Regions from separate parts of the Homo sapiens genome. Here all the other regions are linked to region 1. Evidence: chromatin contacts called from ENCODE Hi-C or POLR2A ChIA-PET data. All regions are on one chromosome and are shown on one strand. Each heading gives the region's core, a stretch centred on a gene start or an enhancer-like site at or near the end of the contact. The rest is flanking DNA. Distances are from core to core; before and after follow the strand shown.

Region 1 (4,526 bases), core at 2,027-4,526:
AGAGTTCTCAATTAAACAAGACAAGACTTAAGCAGAGACCTGAAGAAGTGAGGGTGTGAGCCAAGCAAGTACTAAGGGGGAAGAGGATTCCAGGCAAAGGGACAGCAGTGCAAAGGTCCTGAGGCAGAGGCATGCTTGGTATACTGGAGAAAACAGGGAGGGAGGGTAGAATGGTGGGAAAAGAATGAGAAAGCAGGGCTGAGCGCGGTGGCTCACGCCTGTAATCCCAGCACTTTGGGAGGCTGAGGTGGGTGGATCACGAGGTCAAGAGATGGAGACCATCCTGGCCAACATGGTGAAACCCCGTCTCTACTAAAAATACAAAAATTAGCTGGGTGTGGTGGCACGTGCCTGTAGTCCCAGCTACTCAGGAGGCTGAGGCAGGAGCATTGCTTGAACCTGGGAGGCAGAGGTTGCAGTGAGCCAAGATCATCCCACTGCACTCCAGCCTGGCGACAGTGAGAATCAGTCTCAAACAAAAACAAAAACAAAAACAAAAAAAGAGCAAATAAAGAAGTCAGTGGATAAGAAGCCAGAAGTAACAGGCAGTTTACATATGGCCTAGTGGATCATGGCTATAACTTTGGCTTTTATTCAAGATTGGAATATTATCTGACTTTTTAAGGGATTACTGCACTGTATGAGACAGCAAACAATGTGGAAGCAGGCATAGAAGGGCAAGATCAGTTAGAAAGCCTTTGCCACGGTCCAGGTTTAATGATGGTGGCTTGGACCAGAGTGAACTTGCTGGAGGTGGGTTACAGAGATCAGATTGTGGATACATTTTGAAGGTAATGCTGGCAAAATTTGTTGATGGAGTCAATGTGAGATATAAAACAATCAAAGATGACTCCAAAGTTTTTAGCCTCCACTAGAAGAATGGAGTTGTCATTTCAAGAGATTGGGAAGATCTCAGCAGGACTTGTTTGGGGTGGGGGGAGATTAAGAGTTTCGTTTTGAATACATTAAGTTTGTGATGCCTGTTAGAAACTCAAGCAGTGCTATACAGTAGGCAGTTAAGTGTGAGTCTTGTGTTCAGAGGAAAGGTGTGGACTGGAAATTCAAATGTGGGTTTCATCCAGCCAGAGATCTGAATGAGATTGCCTAGGGAGAGAGAACAGAGGAGTGCGGGTTGTAAGATTTGAATCTCACGCCACTCCAGCATTTAGAGGCTGGAAAAGAAGGAGAAACCAGTAAGGAGTCTAAGGAACAGCCATTTGGGAAGGAAGAGAAGCAAGAAAGAAAATGAAATCCTGGTAGGCAAGATAAGGAACTTTAAGGAGAAGAAAGTTATCAGCTGTGTCAAATGCTGCTGACAAGTGGAGATGAAGACTGAGAAATAAAAATCAGACTTGAAAACATGGATGCTACAGATGATCTTGAACAGGTCCAGAAGTGTGGGAATGAAGTCTGTGGGTTCGAGAGAGAAGTAAAGATAAAGTATTTCTGTAAAGGAGAGCAGATCAGACTTTTGATAATGTGGTTTTATTTAGAGACAGTGTCTCACTGTCACCCAGACTGGAGTGCAGTGGCAAGATCTTGGCTCACCACAACCTCCGCCTCCCAGGCCCAAGTGATTCTCCTGCCTCAGTCTCCCGAATAACTGGGATTACAGGCGCACACCACCACACCTGGCTAACTTTTATATTTTTAGTACAGATGGGGTTTCAAAATGTTGGCCAGGCTAGTCTCAAACTCCAGACCTCAAAATGATCCACCTGACTTGGCCTCCCAAGGTGCTGGGATTACAGGCATGACCCACTGCATCCGGCCTATTTACTTTTTGAGACAGGGTCTCCCTCTGTCGTCCAGGCTGGAGTGCACTGGTGTGATCATGACTCACTGCAGTCTCGAACTCCTGGACTAAAGTGATTGTTCAGCTTCAGCCTCTGGGAGTAGCTAGGAATACAGGCATGCATCACCATGCCTGGCTACTTTTGAGCAAATGGTTTATACCAATTTCAGCAGACATCTAGTTATCAAACAAATTAGTAGTAATTTTGCTGCCAGTTTTCAAAGTTTCTATGAAATGTTATTTGTTGTACTCCTCTGATGTTTGTCTTCAATGGATTCACTACAAATATGTCAGAAATTACATGTTAAGATGCTACCGAATTTTTTTGTTTTCATAATTTCAGTCACTGTCAATTTTTTTTTTTAGTTACTGGTAGTTTAAGAGAGCATTAAATAGGCTTTTTATTGGTCTGCACATCTCCACAAACAGCAATAAGCTCTACATCTGGCAGATGGATGTGACAAATAAGATTATGTAATTAAAATTTTTTTTCCAACCAGTTGTGATTTCAGAGCCTTTCTCCCTACATCATTCCATCTCTCCATTCTATTAGGTCTAGCAATAACGTAACTTCTTGGATACCAAGTAAATCAGTTACTTTTTATTTTTTGGAGGGGGTTGTTTCTTCTGACTTGTTTACTATTTGCCTCTTCTGTGTTAATCACCTAATTATGTTTACCACAATTCTTTTCATTAAACTATGTTGCCTTACAAATAGTGCAAAAAAAAAAAAAAAAGTCAACCAATCACCCGAATACCACCACTCTCAACTAACGGTTGTTTGGTATACTTCACGTTTCTTCTCTCAATGTACCTGCAGCAGTACATAAAATCAAATTTGTAGCAATTTCACTTAACACACCTGAGAACTTTCACATGAATTTTCTTTCACCAATGGACTTCAGCGAGGAAGAAACAGAGGAGGGAAAAGTGAGAGATAAAGAGAGGGTGGGCAGGGCACCGCTGGGTATGGAAAACGTTAGAAAGGGATGGAAAACGTTAGAAAGGGGTGAAAAGCCGAGCGCAGTGGCTCACGCCTGTAATCCCAGCACTTTGGGAGGCCGAGGCGGGAGGATCGCTTCAGGCCAGGGGTTCGAGACCAGCCTGGGTAACACAGCGAGACCCTATCTCCGGAAAAACTTTTTTTAAAAAATTAGCCGGGTGTGGTGGTGCATGCCCGTGGTGCCAGCTACTTAGAGGGCTGAGGTGGGATGACCCGTAAGCCCCGGAGGTCGAGGCTGCAGTGAGCCGTGATCGCGTCACTGCACTCAGACTGGACGACAGCGCGAGACCTGTCTCAAAAAAAAATAACAAGGGGTAGGGTGGGGCAGTGAGATGGTTCAGCGTTGTTCCCAAGGAACTCATCTCCCTAAATTTCCAGTCTCAAGCGCCGCTTTCATTCCCTGCCCCGAGCGGCGCTCCCCGCTCCGTGCACGCATCTCCGCTGAGGGCCGCCCTGACGCACGGCCTTCTGCCTTGAACACAGAACCCCTCAGCCCTTCCTATTAGCCGTTTCTGGCCGGGACTGCACGCGCTCCTTCCTGCCTCGGGGCGCAGGGTGAGACTTACGTCTAAAGGGCGCCCGGCGAGCTCGCAGCAGCCCCTGCCCCGCGGAGGGCCGGTGGCGCGCGGCGTCCGGTGAGGGGCAGCGGCCCGGGCTCGGTTCCGGCTTCCAGCAGCGGCCCGAAGGCGCCGGAGCACGCTCCCCGCTCCCCAGAACGCAGCTTCCGCGGCTGCAGCCCAGGCAGCTCTTCGGGAAGCGTCCGCCCGTGGTCTCGCCAGGGGGTTTCCGACCTCCCCGCCCGACAGCGCAGGGGCGGGGGCCGCGGCCGGAGAGCTCGCCCGAGAGCACCCCCTCCCGCTGCGCCTCTGGGCGCACGCGCAGCCGCTGCAGCCTCCCTTATTTAGTCCGCGATGGCTTCCCTCGCGCCCCACCGTCCTCTTCCGGAAGGCGGCTCCCTCCCTGCGCAGCCCGGAGCCCCTGAGATCAGCCTCGAGCAGGCGCCCGAGCGAGACTATCCCTAAACGGGAACGGCGGTGGCCGACTCGCGAGTGAGGAAAAGAAGGAAAGGGCAGACTGGTCGCGAAGAGAAGATCCAGGCCTCAGAGGAGGAGAAAGGCCGGAGCCAGCCGAGGTTTGCCGAGGGCGGTGTTCCGGACCCGCGCGGTGCGGGGAGGAAGGCCGAGGGTGGGAGAGGAGGGGCCCGGCGGAAACTGCCGAGGTTTCCCGAAGGCGGCAGCGTCCGAGTTGCCCGGATGTAGTTGGTGGAGCGGCAGCGGCGGCACCAGCGGCGGCGGCGGCGGCGGGAGGAGGAGGAGGAGAAGAAGGACCAGGCGGCGGCAGCAGCGGCGGCGGCGGGGGGAGGAGGGGAGGAGGCGGCGGAGCAGGAGGAGGAGAAGGCGGAGGAGGCAGTCGCTCTCCGCGGGGCTGAGCCGGACGCGTCGTCTTGCCCCCCTCCCCCCGGTTCGCGGTGCCGCCGTGTAGTTGGCGCCGCTGCCCCGGCTGAGAGTGAGCGTGGTGTCGACGGAGGGAGATGGCCCGGGAGCGCCGGCGCCAGTAACTGGGAGCTGATGAGAGTCGCCGAGGGCGCGCCGGGCCCAGGTGCCGGGGCTGCCCGCCGCCCGCCGCCGCCGCCGCCTGCGCGCCCGCCCGCCTTTCGCGGCCGCTCTCCCCCCTCCCCGACACACACTCACAGGCCGGGCATTGATGGTAATGTATGCGAGGAAACAG
Region 2 (4,526 bases), core at 1,057-3,556, 1.8 Mb before region 1:
GTCTGGCCTGGTACTATATTTACAATCTCTTTGGCTATAAAACCTGTTCCTATTGTAGATATTATGTTTTAAACAGTATCATCAATATGGCAAGAAAATGTCTTGGAGGGTACCTAACACTCCAACCTCAAAACGACAACCTTGATCGCTTTCAGTTACACATAGGCCATTTTGATCCATCTGTACTGGCTCTTTTCATTTGTCTAAGGGCAGCAAAATAGACTAAAGTTGTTTTCAGACTGCACAAGAGAAGTCTGTTCTTTAGCACTTACCTGCATAACTCAGATAGTGTTTTTAACTTCCTCAACTCATGCTTGGCCTAGTGGGGTCAAAAGAACTACTTGTGAATTCCGTATGTCCAATTGGTAGCTTACTGTTTTTTCTCAAGAGTTTAGCTATACAGTAACGTTGGAAGTCTTGAGGAACTTCAGCTGCTGTCCCTACTTAGCCTTGCAATACTACGGCATCTTTTTTTCTTTTTCTTTTTTTTAAAGACGGAGTCTCACTTTGTCACCTAGGCCGAAGTGCAGTGGCACAATCTCGGCTCACTGCAACCTCTGCCTCCCAGGTTCAAGTGATTCTCTTGCCTCAGCCTCCTAAGTGGTTGGGATTACAGAACATGCACCACCATGCCCAACTAATTTTTGAATATTTAGTAGAGACGGGTTTCACCATGTTGGCCAGGCTGGTCTCAAACTCCTGACCTCAAGTGATCCACCTGCCTCGGCCTCCCACAGTGCTGGGATTACAGGCTGAGCCACTGTGCCCCCGACCTACAGCATCTTTTTAAGAGCAATGTTTTCTGTTTTAATGTGGCCAAGCAATCTCTAAACGAACATGGTCTGACAAAATTGTGTAGTGACATACTTGACAACTGGGTGAGCTTGAGTGTGATACTTATTTGACCATACGGTATTTCCTCTATATGTTTCCTTATCTTTATATACAAAAAAGGGCAAATGATAATGTCTTAGTCATAGGATCAAGTACAACCCAAGTGCTTACTGCTACACTCTACTTGGCAAATTCCACCTTATGAATGTTTCTTAATATATAAACCTAATCTAAACCAAGATAAGCTACAGGTGCATATTAACAATCTTTACTCATAAAGCTTTGCATATTTTTACATACTATTCTTCAAGATGGAAAAAACACCATCAAACTGGCTTATTTTCATAGATGTCTTTATATAGTCTATGATGTCTTCATTCCATAAAAAATCCACACGATTAAATATGAAATTAATGTACCCAGCTATGAGGCTACCGCATTCTTTAACCCAAGAACAAGAAAATACATGAATCAGAGAACTGCAATTACCTACTTGCTGGTCTATTTCCTCATTAGAGTGAATTTTTTGAGGACTAAATTGCATTTCTCTATCTCTAATGCTTACCCCCTATCTCACTGGCTCTGTGTGTTTGAGTGCATGCGCTGAATGTTTATATCACTTAATTTCTGTTCGGAACACGCTGTCTCTTAGCACCAGTAGATCTGGCCTTAGAGCTAAGGAAAGAAGGCCTTTCTAACCCATAAGGGGTACTAATCCTGTACAGACTCCAATATCTCCCGGGCTGGGTACACGCAGGTTCACACCCAGGTGTGAGCAAGATTGCCAAACTATACCTATAAGGCGTTTGGAGGGGAGAGTCCAAAAGTCACGAGACCCGGCTAATTTAGCTACTATTTCACAACAACCCTGATCGTGGTCGGACTTGTTTCTAGGAAGATGCGATGGGCTGGAACTTCCTTCAAGAACAGATTGCAAAAGGCAGCCGACCAGGGCGTGTCAGGTCACTGCCAAGGGAAGCAGCAGCGGAAACCGTCGCCTCCGGCTTAGGCTGCGGAGCGGGAACCCCATTCTCTGAGTTATGTTTCTGCCTAAACACGCAGAACAAAAGAGTTCGTGGCTGCAAGGGTGGCGCGCGGTAGTATTTCTTGCTAATAAAAGGTCCCCACAGGGACATTTTTGCTATGACTGCAGGCGTGGCCAGTCTCCCTGCACAGCTTCCGGGAAGAGGTGGGGATAGGAGGCTCGCCCCGGGGAAGGTTACGCTCGGGGTCCCCAGACCAGGTCTCCGCACGCCCCTGCCCCGTCGCCTCCCGGGAGCGGCTGCAGTCCCCGTTGGCTGCAGACGGGCAGACACCCGAAGTGTCCGCGCCGGCAGCCGGACCGCAAGCGAGGAAGAGCGAACCGCGCTCCCGGGCCTGGCCGAAGCGCTTCCTGTGCCAGGTTTCCGGCTCCGGGTCCCGGGAGGAGGATCGCGGGCCAGAGGCGGAGCCGCCGCCCTGCCGCGACTTTCAGACTCCGACCATGGCCTCGCGCTGGTGGCGGTGGCGGCGCGGCTGCTCCTGGAAGCCGGCGGCGCGGAGCCCCGGGCCCGGCTCCCCCGGCCGTGCGGGACCGTTGGGGCCGAGCGCCGCTGCCGAAGTCCGCGCGCAGGTGAGGTTGGGAGGCGCGCGCCCGGCGGGGCTCAGAGGTCACGGCTCCAATGACAGCAGTGGGCGGAATGAATGGGAGCGGGGAGCACGTGCGTCGCGACGCGGGGGCGCGCGGGGTAGCTCCGGGGTAGCTCCGGGGTGGGACTCCGGAGCTGAGGGGTGCTCGCGGTGGGACGGAGCCGCGCGTTGGACTGAAGTAGGGGCGCCCTACACGGGGTTGCAGAAAGCGGTGTCCTGGGGACCCCGGGAGCGTTTTGGGGGGTGGAGAAAGCGGTGGGATCCGTGTCCTGGGGGAAGCGCAGGAGCGATCAGATTGACCGCTGCTATATGGACAAGGTTAAGCCTGGAGAGCGACTGCAGCTATTTACTTTGGAGTTAGAGGAAGACAGATCTTGCCTGAAATTTTAGAGCCAAAGTGCTCAGAGCTCTCTCCGAGAAACGGAGGATCGAATCGGCCTCGGAATAGTCCGAAAAGGTCTTGTGGAGAATGCAGGGCTGGTGCTAGGGTGGACCGGACCTTAGTTGTCCAGCAGTGGCCTCGGGAGGAGAGCACACCTGGATGGGGCTGGAATGACACTGGAAGGAGAAAGGCCCGAGGCCGTCAGGAGGAGAGAAACCCTGGAGTCATCTAAAGTCAGAATCTCAGCGATAGCCCATTCTTTCAGGGTCTCCTCTGCTGCCTTTGGGTTCCGATCTCCTTTTTCTCCCTTTCTGGTCAGTTTAGCCCCTGTAAATGGACACTGTGAGCCCTTCTGCGCTTTGTAATGATTCTCAGTGTGCCATGGGGTAGGCCCATGCTATTAGCATAACCGTGCAAAATCTATGGACTCACTGTTACTTAAGTTTATTTGAATTTAGTACTCTTTTAATTCAGATTTGGTATACTTTATGTGTCCGTGTTCTCATCAAACATCATTTCCCAGTATGAAATATATAACACTTATAAATATCTACTTTGTACCAAAGTAGATGCGTATCACAAATTATCCAAAACAAGGCTTGGGCCAGGCACAGTGGCTCACACCTGTAATCCCAGCACTTTGGGAGGCTGAGGTGGGAGAATCGGTTGAGGCCAGGAGTTTGGGACCAGCCTAGGCAACATAGCAAGACTCTGTCTCTATAAAAAATAGAAAAAATTCACCAGGTGGGGTGGTGCATGCCTGTAGTTCTACCTACTCAGGAGCCTGAGGGAGGAGGATTGTTCGATCCCAGGAGTTCAAGATTACAGTGAGCTGTTTATTGTGATAGTGCCAGTGCACTCCAGCCTGGGCAACAGTGTGAGACCCTATCTCTAAAAAATCTAAAGCAAAAAAGACGTTTGGAGACCAAGTGGCAGCTGGGCAACTAGACAATGCTAGAGAGTAAAGAGAACAGAATATGGGGGGTGAGGGGCATGTGGGAGAAGAGGCTTAGAGGAGGAAGGTAGGCTTTGCTGTGATCCATTTCAGGACTGTTCTCTCCAGACTTCAGATATTTCTAGTTCCACAGAAGAAGCCAGTATTTGAAGAGATGGGTGCATCCACCCTCTTATGCCACTACATGCTTCTTCTTCTTCTTCTTTTTTTTTTTTTTTGACACAGAGTCTCACTCTGTCGCCCAGGCTGGAGTGCAGTGGCGGAATCTCGGCTCACTGCAAACTCCACCTCCCAGGTTCAAGCGATTCTCCTGCTGCAGACTCCCAAGTAGCTGGGATTACAGGCGTACACCACGACCCCCAGCTAATTTTTGTATTTTTAGTAGAGACGGCATTTCACCATGTTGCCCAGGCTGGTCTGGAACTCCTGACCTCAAGTGATCCACCCCCTCCTCGGCCTCCCAAAGTGCGGGGATTACAGGTGTGAGCCACCACGCCTGGCCTGACACTTCTTTTTAAAAAAGTTTCTTGCCCACCAAGCAACCTTAGCCAGGGAAAGTGTGCTTTTCTGGAGAGAATATGCTTTATGGCCTCCCCGTCTGCATGACGACAAGGAGGAATTCTGTGGACTCATGATGCCAAGATCATGTATTTCTGATGTGTGTGTCAGTGATGCCTTTCACTATATGTTAATATGTTAGCATTCTGGTGTCTGCCTCAGGCATGT
Region 3 (4,526 bases), core at 636-3,135, 1.4 Mb before region 1:
CGTGATCTCCGCTCACTGCAAGCTCCGCCTCCCGGGTTCACGCCATTCTCCTGCCTCAGCCTCCGGAGTAGCTGGGACTACAGGCGCCCGCCACCATGCCCGGCTGATTTTTTTGTATTTTTAGTAGAAACGGGGTTTCACTGTGTTAGCCAGGATGGTCTCGATCTCCTGACCTCGTGATCCGCCCGCCTCGGCCTCCCGAAGTGCTGGGATTACAGGCGTGAGACACCGCGCCTGGCCAAATTTTACCACGTTTTGTACATATTTTCAGCTAACACAAGACCACAGTCTGTATGTATAATCAAACTTTTTTTCTCACTTGAGATACCAAAGTATATCCTCACATGCCAATACACTTCTGTATCTATTGCCACTTTCTTTTCTTTCTTTCTTTTTTTTGAGACAGAGTTTTGCTCTTGTTGCCCAGGCTGGAGTGCAATGGCACGATCTTGGCTCACTGCAACCTCTGCCTCCCAGGTTCAAGCGATTCTCCTGCCTCAGTCTTCGGAGTAGCTGAGATTACAGGCTCCCACCACCATGCCTAGCTAATTTTTGTATTTTTAGTAGAGACGGGGTTTCACCATGTTGGCCAAGCTGGTCTCGAACTTCTGACCTCAGGATATCCGCTTGCCTTGGTCTCCTAAAATGCTGGGTTTACAGGCGCGAGCCACCACGCCTGGCCTCTACTGCCACTTTCAATGGTCACATATTATCATGCACTGACATTTATTCACAAAATCCATTCTATGGGTTCTCCTTAATACACTGCTTAAGCAATGCTGAGAAAAACAAATTACTTGTATATCTATTTCCTAAAGGCATTTTATTTCTTTTTCTTTTTGAAAGATAGGGTCTTGCTCTGTTGTCACTGACATACCTCACTGCAGCCTAGAACTCCTGGGCTCAAGTGATGCTCCTGCCTCAGCCTTCCAAGTAGCTGAGACTATTAGAGTTGGGGGGGGGGGTCTCGCTATAATGCCCAGGCTGGCCTTGAACTCCTGGCCTCAAGCAATCCTCCCGCCTCAGCCTCCCGAAGTGCTGTGATTACAGGCGCGAGCCACCGCGCCTGACGAATAACAGATTTTATAGAAATAATTTTTAACCCAGAAGTTGCTATATTATGGAAACTGCTTATCTCATTATGCACCTTTCCATAAGTGTATGACATTGTATCTTAAATGTGTACATTAAAAATAAAACGCTGTACGTGCTTTTGTTCGTTAATTCACTTTAAAATTGTCACTTAAGTGCTCTCTAAGGGATTTCGGGGGGATCGGAAACCAGCTAGAGTTCTGTTTTTGTTTTTCTGCTCAGAAAGGCGGCCTGGGCGCTGGAGCCCTGCAAGGTGTCACCGTCCCAGGGGCTACGGAGCCCGCGGGAGGCTGATCCAGGCCCTGGGTGGCTCCCACAAAAGGGGCCCCTCTTCCTGCCCGCCTACTCCAGTGGCACTCAGTCCGGGCTTGCGACGCCTATTACCTGTTCATCTTGTCTCTATCGTTCAAGCCATTCTTCCTGAGCAAAAGGATCTGCTGCACTTTCGCCACATTACCCGCGCTGGCAGCTTTGTGGATCTTGCCGAGATCTCGGTCTCGGACGTGGTAGCCGGGCTGCGAGTAGGCGCCCTCCCCCGGCTCGCCCCCGCCTCCCGCGCTGCTCCTCTGCCGCCGCGCGAAGGAGCCCAAGGGCGACTCGCCCTTCTTACTAAAAATCTTCTTCATGGCCCAGGCGACCGGGCTTCAGAGACACCTCATGTCTCTCTCGGCTCTTAACGGCCTCCGGAGCCCAACATAACAAGTCAGCCCCGGCTGGCCGCAGCCTCCCAAAGGAAACTCCGCGGTTTCCAATCTCTCCCTCCGGGTTACCAAGCAAGCGATCCCGCTAGACACAAGTGCGCATGCGCACCTCAGATGGCAAGGTCCACGCGCGTGCGCACGAAGGCCCAGTGGTCAAGTGTGCTCCATGCGCATGTGCAAGGCCCAGACCTCGCAAATCTCGGCGACTGGGACGAGCCCTGCGTTCCTGTCAAACAAATGTCGGTGGGAGTCTGGCTGAGTGTTCAGGACGTTTGCGAAAAGAAGCCTCGCGCCTGTGGGGAAGCAGCCTTTACGCATGACTGGGACTGGAGTAGCGTGGAGTTTTAAGATGCTGAAAGCCTCTTCTCCGAGAAAACTCCCCTAAGAAACTCTCTGAATCTCCCTATCTCTCAGTTTATTCCCCTTCCATGTCCCTTTGGGTGCCATCTGGTCTCCATGAGAACTTAACAGATGCAACAACAGAGGGCACAGGATTTCGGAGATCGTGGCATATGTGTCAAGTGCAGAGGGCACAGGATTTCGGAGATCGTGGCAATATGTGTCAAGTGCAAACTTACGAGGAGAAACCAATGCACATTCTCCAGAAGAAATGAGAACGCATTTCTGCATGCCTCCTTCCCCCACCCCTCTGCCTTTGGCCCAGCCTTATGTTTTATTTTTTGCTTTTGATTTTCCAAGGTTACATCTCTTTCTTCTTTTTTTTTTTTTTTTCCCCAACAGAGTCTCGCTTTGTCGCCCAGACTGTAGTGCAGTGGTGCAATCACGGCTCACTGCAGTCTCCACCTCCTGGGCTCAACGATACTCCCACCTCAGCCTCCTGAGTGAGTAGCTGAGACTACAGACGCAAGCCACCACGCCCGGCTATTTTTGCATTTTTTGTAGAGACAGGGTCTCACCATGTTGCCCAGGCTGGTCTCCGACTCCAGGGCTCAAATGATGCTCCCATCTCAGCCTCCCAAAGTGCTGGGATTACAGGTGTGAACCACCACGCCCAGCCTAGATTGAATAATTTGACAACAAATTGGAATTAGCAACGCAGACGTCAAGTGGAGTCTCAGCAGAAATTGCTGCTGGAATGCACCTCCATAGCTCTGGACAGCTCTAGGGTCCCTTGTGGAGGAGGTGGCTGGCCCCAGAACAGGCGTCTTTATTGCCAAGTGAGAAATGAGCAAAAACAAAACAACACTTCTCAGGCCTCTCCAGCTTAGCTAGATCAAATGGTTTTGATGTGGGAGAGTGGTTTCCACTATCGTCACCAAGAATTTTCCTCCTACACTACCCCAGCTAGAAAGTTATGTTGTCTCCTCAACACTCCCCAAGGTGATCTATGAAGCTAGTCAAGTCCCAGCACTTTAGGAGGCCGAGGTGGGTGGATTACCTGAGGTCAGGAGTTCGAGACCAGGCCAACGTGGTGAAACCCCGTCTCTACTAAAAATACAAAAATTAGCTGGGTGTGGTGGTGCATGCCTGTAGTCCCAGCTACTCGGGAGGCTGAGGCAGGAGAAACACTTGAACCTGGGAGGCAGAGGTTCACACCACTGCCTCTGGAGTGGAGACTCTTGGATGGAGACCACGACTCTCTCTCAAAAAACAAAAACAAAAACAAACAAAAAATACTCAAGTGTGGAGAACACTGACTCTGAACAGAGGACTCTGACATTTCCTAATGCAGCCTGAAATTAAGGCCAAAGACATTACCAGTCTGGATGGATATAGGAATCACACACCACTCTCCAGGTAAGTTGTAGAGATTTGGTTGACTATAGTGTTTTTGTATAGACCAGAGATACCCAAGGACTATATGTTAGGCCAGCTCTGAGGTGTTGAATTCATCAGCCAAATGCTGGATCCCCAAAAAGTTTCTTGGAGTTCATTGAAAGCTAAGATCTCCCATTCATATGGAAATTAATTTCAGATCCAGAGCAGACACCCTCTAGAAAGTTGTCACTTGGAACTCCCATGCCTATCTAAGGCTAAAGTAATGCCCTGGTTCAGTTTTCCTATACCCTCATTTAATAATTATGTCAATGAAATTAATGTGTTAGGGGAATATTTGTTTTATAGTGAAAATCAACTGAGATATGAATGCCTTAGCAAATCCCTTAGATAAAGCTCTTTTTTTTTTTTTTTTTGAGATGAAGTCTCGCTCTGTCTCCCAGGCTGGAGTGCAGTGGCACGATATCTCGGCTCACTGCAAGCTCCGCCTCCTTGGTTCACACCATTCTCCTGCCTCAGCCTCCTGAGTAGCTGGGACTACAGGCGCCCACCACCACACCCGGCTACTTTTTGTATTTTGTTTAGTAGAGACGGGGTTTCACTGTGTTAGCCAGGATGGTCTCAATCTCCTGACCTCGTGATCCGCCCGCCTTGGCCTCCCAAAATGCTGGGATTACAGGCGTGAGCCACCGTGCCTGGCCAGATAAAGCTCTTTAATTCCAGTTCAAGGCTGTCACACGTGTTTTCTCCTTTTAAGAGTTACCAAGAAACTCATCAAACCCTTTTCCAAAACTGGTTCATTCATTCTTTGAAATGTGTCTTCCCATGCATTCTGCTGTGTCTATTGAGGAATAATGAAACTATAATTAAACCATGATTAGAACATAAGGGCTCAAGTGTGTTGAGGCCCATCTACCTGTATCTCCTGGAGATCCAAGACCTGGGATGATCACAGTAAGGAGGCCACCACATTAAACAGAAACATGTTCTGGGAAC

Evidence for each region. A loop is a pair of places that touch in the nucleus more often than their neighbours do. ChIA-PET counts read pairs that join two places held with the same protein, here RNA polymerase II (POLR2A). Pooled maps may share reads with other maps.
Region 2: a pooled map shows a loop between it and region 1 (9-fold over the local background). The contact joins the promoter of PDSS1 here to the promoter of WAC-AS1 in region 1. A Hi-C loop is called at or near these places in 9 of 50 pooled maps. POLR2A ChIA-PET finds 5 or more read pairs at or near these places in 2 of 52 experiments (OCI-LY7 and activated B cell).
Region 3: a loop to region 1 is called in a map of CD8-positive, alpha-beta T cell, with 14 times the contacts of the local background. The contact joins the promoter of ANKRD26 here to the promoter of WAC-AS1 in region 1. A Hi-C loop is called at or near these places in 3 of 168 maps with a recorded cell type or tissue (CD4-positive, alpha-beta memory T cell, CD8-positive, alpha-beta T cell and naive thymus-derived CD4-positive, alpha-beta T cell) and 13 of 50 pooled maps. POLR2A ChIA-PET finds 5 or more read pairs at or near these places in 4 of 52 experiments (activated CD4-positive, alpha-beta T cell, activated T-cell and naive thymus-derived CD8-positive, alpha-beta T cell).

What each region holds. Positions count from the first base shown.
Region 1 is chr10:28,529,078-28,533,603 of GRCh38, forward strand. It overlaps WAC-AS1 (WAC antisense RNA 1), which reads right to left and starts at 3,277. Exons shown (of 3, transcript NR_033805.1): 1 at 2,658-3,277. It overlaps WAC (WW domain containing adaptor with coiled-coil), which reads left to right and starts at 4,041. Exons shown (of 14, transcript NM_016628.5): 1 at 4,041-4,526. The coding sequence starts at 4,503. RefSeq lists silencers at 3,295-3,714, 4,085-4,234, 4,445-4,524 and enhancers at 3,441-4,124, 3,745-3,934.
Region 2 is chr10:26,695,395-26,699,920 of GRCh38, forward strand. PDSS1 (decaprenyl diphosphate synthase subunit 1) reads left to right here and starts at 2,307. Exons shown (of 12, transcript NM_014317.5): 1 at 2,307-2,446. The coding sequence starts at 2,318. RefSeq lists a silencer at 1,980-2,599 and an enhancer at 2,474-3,362.
Region 3 is chr10:27,098,609-27,103,134 of GRCh38, forward strand. ANKRD26 (ankyrin repeat domain containing 26) reads right to left here and starts at 1,886. Exons shown (of 34, transcript NM_014915.3): 1 at 1,477-1,886. The coding sequence starts at 1,718. RefSeq lists an enhancer at 1,323-1,382 and a silencer at 1,553-1,732.